Linked DNA regions of Mus musculus: region 2 is linked to region 1. Evidence: chromatin loops called from intact Hi-C (ENCODE). Cell type or tissue: heart. All regions are shown on one strand.

Region 1 (2,500 bases):
ACAGCTTAAACCTGTATAACCGCTTTGAAAAAGAACTTAAAAAGTGGAAGGCAAACCTGCCCACTGGGCCAGGAATTCCATTCCTATACAGGCTATTTATGTTAGCTAGTCTATAAATTCCAGCGCCCATGAGTGAGGACCGGGCAGATAAATAAGCGGGGTGTGGCCAGGAACAAGATCACTCACTATCGTTATAACAAAATCTTGTACAGTATGCCAGACAACAGAACACATACTATGTTTCCAGACCATCAAGATTATATAGCTTAAAGATAGCCTCCACAACCTAACCGCGAAAAAAACAACACATAACTACAGTAAAAGTCGGGACCTCTTGTGGAAAAGTTAAACTGGGAAGGATGGGGCACTAAACCCGTCAACCTGGGTTATGGTAACCCTGGGATCGCTCTGAAAATTCCTCCGAATGAGCATTTTTCGTGTTGTTCACTTTTCTGTGCGCCTGGAGATCGTGACAGGAACCCACAGCAGCACTCATCTAGGAGGATTTTGTCGGACCCGGCCGCAGAAGGGACCGGGACCCTAGGCAGACACAGCGCCGGCGCGCTAGACTGGACGAGGGATAGGGCAGGGTGCGGCGCGGCACGAACGGCGCCTGCGCACCAGGCAGGGGCCGCACGCTCCTACCTGCACGTGGCCCGCGTCGGTGGCGGGGCTGGTGGTCTTGCTGTGCACGTTGGGGAGCCGGTACATGCAGGTTGGAAGCTCTACATGCAGAGGTGCGCTGCCTCCATGATAGGGCTTTACCTGGTACATCGGCATGGTGGGAACCCAAGGAAGGTAGCGGGCGAGGGACAGGAACGCTCAGAAGCCACCCAAGGCCACCTCAGACAGCAGCCGCCTTCTTTCTGACTCTGCTGCTGGCGTTCCGGAAAATGAAGTCCCCGAGCTTTCATTGGCCGGGCTGGTCTAACGTCACCAACTTGACCTTTGAGTTGGCCAATCACCGGTAAAGAGGTCTTGGCATGCCTTCGCTAGCCCGCCCGGAAGGGGCGGATCATATGTCAAAAGCAACCAATGGGTGTTCCAGGAGACGCGTCTTTTCCCGAGAGCGGCAGCGCCAACTCTCCCGCGGTGACTGTGACTGGAGGAGTCCTGCATCCATGGAGCAAACCGAAGGCGTGAGGTGAGCTGGACTTGTGGTCTCCGGGCGCATTCTATAGAGTTCCCGGTATCCCGGTCTCTTGAAAGGACCGGAAGTGGCTGAGGCGCGAGGCGGGCAAGCTCGCGGACTGGACCGGGTCCTCTGTGAGGAAGCTATTTCCTCGGCATCCTCCCGCCACAGGCCGTGCACTTGAAACCCAGCACGAAAATCAGTCGCCGTAGACAAAATTCGTTTCCGCTGTTTGTTTATTTATTGAGTCTTTATTCTTGAAGACTTGGGGAGGGAGGCTTAAAGGCTCACGCTGATCTTGCAGTCAATAGGGTTTTTAACTTTTATTATATTGAGGTGCTTCTGTGCGTTTGGTGTAGTGTTCACAGGCGGCATCATAGCAGTGAAGCACATCTTCGAAGGCCAGCACAGTTACATTCGGTGACAGATTTGTAAATGCAAATTTGCTGTCTGTATTTTAACCTTGTGATTTCCCCAGAGATCCTTTGCAGTTAGAACGAGTGCAAGTGTTTGTTTTGGTTTTTTGAGGTAGTGCTTTGAACTCGGGATCCTCCTACTTCAAACACCCGAGTGCTGTGATAACCAGCGAGGTTCTGTGCAAGGTAGATTGAAGAGAAAAGAGGTTGGTTGGTTTATTTCACCAGGGTTTTTGGAAGTCTACTATATGTCAGACCATATGGAAAATACCCTAAAATTGTTACTGCAAGGATGCACCTATGTTCTGTTATACTTTTATGGGGCATTTCATAGCCGGGAAACTATTTTTATGGTGACTAAACCGTAGGGGAATTAGTGATAGTAGATTGGGACCTTGTCGTTGCTAGACTTCAAACTTCATATGATAGGCAATGAGCACCACTAAAAATTTAAACCTAAAGATTTTTTTCGACTGGATTTGTAATTGTAAAAAGAAATTGGTGGGAATCAAGCCACACCTATAATCCGAGCAGGAACAGGCTCAGCAGGAGTTCATAGTTACCTTTAACGACATAGGGAGTTTGAGGGCGCTCTGGGCTACCTTGGAACCTGTGTCAGAGTGAACAAAACTGGTGGTAGCAATCAGGGTAAACTGGAGACAAAAAGGCGATTACCCTAGGCCAGCCAGGACAGAAAGAGACTTAACCCGTTCGCTGAGTGTGGTCGTGAGGTGGGACTATCATTTGGAGGCTGAGAATGAACTCTTGTCTCAAACATGAGCTCTGAGGACTTTCATCAGAGCAGTGTAGGCAGCATGGATTTGGGTACAGGTTTCAAAAGCAATTATGAGAATAGTTACATAGTTGGAAGATGATTTTTGTCAACCAGTATTTCCCACCAAACTTTGACTTTTTAAGAATTGTGAGCCAGGCGTGGTGGTACAAGCCTTTA
Region 2 (2,500 bases), 340 kb before region 1:
ATTCCCAGGGTAGCTATTTCCTGTCTTCTGCTTGGGTCTTGCATGCAATATTCAAAACTTGACTGATCTATTCTGCAAGATCACAAAACTTGGAAGTAATTTATTCTAGAAATTTGTGCCTTTGCACATTGTTCATAGCTCTACAAAGAAGTTTAAAATTTAATCCTATGTAATACATGTGTGTATATGTGCACAAATGTATGTGCACACACATGCATACTGGCAAGGGAACCACAGGGATAATACAGAAAGCAAATTTCCAGGGTGTAGGTTGTGGTTCATACACTGTCACTCGGGAGATAGGTGAACTCTATGAGTTCCAGGCCAGCCTGGGCTACAGAGTGAGATCCAGGACAACCAGAGCTACACCGTGAGACCATGTATCAAAACAAAGTAAAACAACAACAAAATAGCCAGGCACACTTCTTTGATGCCAGCACTCGAGAGGCAGAGGTAGACAGATCTCTGTGTGTTTGAGGCTAGCCTGGTCTTCCAGGACAGCCAGGGCTACACAGAGAAACCCTGTCTCAAAAAAACAAACAAAACGCAAACAACAACAAACCAGGCTTGGAGTAGCTTCTCTTTCACCATCTGGGTCCTGGGACTTGAACTGAGATCCTAAGACTTGGCTAAAATTACCTGAGCCCTCTGAGCCATCAAGCTGCTCCCCACAGTTTCTTTTCAGGTAGGGTCTTGTGTAGCCCAAGCTGTCCTGGAACTGGTGCCCTTCCTGCCTCAGCCTCCTGCGTACGGATTACAGGTGTATGCTGCCACATACACAGAGTAGTTAGCGACTCTTTTCTCAGGGTCTCGGTGACACAGGCTGACCTCAGACTCAGTCTGTGGCTGAGAAGGACCATACAGTTCTGTTGGGCTTGTTTCTGTCCCCTGCAGCTGAAGGACTGCACGCCATGTGTATGCTGAACTGGGAATGGGACCCAGGACTCCTGACAAACTAGGCAAGCACTCCAGCAACTGAGCCACACACTATACTCTGTGTATGATTTTCCTTTGGTCAAGGATGGAAAGGGTTAGTTAGCCCAGTCCTGGGCACCTAGGACACACTGTGAGTAACATTCACTCTGCCTTGTTTGTGTATCTCAAAATATATAGTCTTGGATCCTAAGCAATTTCAGTATCAAACGTTTTCAAAGCTTCTTTTTATCTTATGTCTTTTGAAACATTTCTTTTTTGCCCCTTTTCCTTCTTTCACCTTTTTATGATCTTAAAACGGGCGTGTGTTTGTATGTGTGTGTGTGTTGGCTGTGCATGTGAGTGTAGGTGCTTGTGGAGGCCAGAAGAGGGCGTTGGATTCCTGGAGAGGGAGTCACAGGCAGTTGTGAGCCACCCAACATAGGTGCTGGGAACCAAACTCATGTTCTCTGTGAGATCACTAAGTCCCTTAACTACTGAGCCATCTCTCCAGCCCCATCTTCTTCCTAAGCTCCTACACTCCACCCTGTTCGTGCTAGGTTAGGGTTCTACCGCTGAGCCATGTCCACAGCGCCTCACCAGGATATTCTGTGATATTCCAGGTCTGTGCTCCCAGCATCTGAAACACTGTTTTTCATTCTCCTGCAGCCCAAACGCACAACTTCCAGCAGTAGAGCCAAACACTCCAGATGAAACCCATATTCAGGTTTAAAACTTGACCTTGGCATTGGTTCTGGGACTGTTCATCAAGTCTGGGCTGATTCATGAGAACATCCTGTACTGTCCCCCACAAGAGCCACTGGAGACTCAAACTATGAGAGCTGATGCCCAAGACGGGGAGGCAGGACTTTAAAGTATCTGTCCCCCTGGAATCTCAAGCACTGCAAGGCTTCTTAAGGCGCCCTTGGGCATCTTCCAGCTCCAGGCGGGGCTTGGCCTTCCTAGTTGCCTCCAATATTACCTCTTTTCCCAGAAATAGGATTTGGAGCATTCCCCATGTGACATAATGCATCTTATAGTCAGAGGCAGGAAGTGAGTGTTTTCCGGTCCGGCCTGGGAGGTCCCCTGGAGGTGGAGTTGGCCAGGGAGGGCTTTCCTTTTCAGTCCCACTCAGCTGAAGAGTATTAGGGCCGGGTTAGAAGGTGGCTATCTGTTCTCCCCCCCCTCTTTTTTTTTTTTACTGTGTGTGATGTGTGTGTGTGTGTGTGTGTATGTGTGTCTGTATATGTGTCTTTGTATGTATGTTTGTGTGTGTGTATGTTTGTGTGTTTGTGTGTGTGCCTGTATGTGGCATATATGATATATATATATATATATATATATATATATATATATATATATGTGTGTGTGTGTGTGTGTGTGTGTGTGATGTATGTGTGTGTATGTATGTTTATGTATGTATATGTGTATATGTATGTTTGTGTGTATATGTGTTTGTGTGTGTGTTTGTGTGTGGTGTGTATGATGTATATGTGCGTGTGTGTGTGTGTATGATGTATTTCTATATGTATGTTTCTGTGTGTGATATGTATGTGTGTGACATGTACATGTGTGTATATGTACATGT

Evidence for each region. A loop is a pair of places that touch in the nucleus more often than their neighbours do. Peaks named below come from ENCODE experiments on the same cell type or tissue, not always from the same donor. Only the 100,000 strongest peaks of a DNase experiment are listed, where the experiment ranks them.
Region 2: a loop joins it to region 1, with 2.8 times the contacts of the local background. A loop is called at or near these places in 9 of 42 quality-filtered maps.

Annotation. Positions count from the first base shown.
Region 1 is chr5:143,908,936-143,911,435 of GRCm38, forward strand. It overlaps Aimp2 (aminoacyl tRNA synthetase complex-interacting multifunctional protein 2), which reads right to left and starts at 904. Exons shown (of 4, transcript NM_001172146.1): 1 at 646-904. The coding sequence starts at 780. Pms2 (PMS1 homolog2, mismatch repair system component) reads left to right here and starts at 1,066. Exons shown (of 15, transcript NM_008886.2): 1 at 1,066-1,144. The coding sequence starts at 1,122. In heart, no CTCF peak of the experiment used is centred here; a DNase peak (open chromatin) is centred at 976; H3K4me3 peaks cover 2,435 bases; H3K27ac peaks cover 1,733 bases.
Region 2 is chr5:143,570,548-143,573,047 of GRCm38, forward strand. No RefSeq gene overlaps it. Among named protein-coding and RNA genes, the nearest start is that of Fam220a, 23 kb to the left of the region's middle. In heart, a CTCF peak has its summit at 1,340 (motif pointing right); a DNase peak (open chromatin) is centred at 1,904.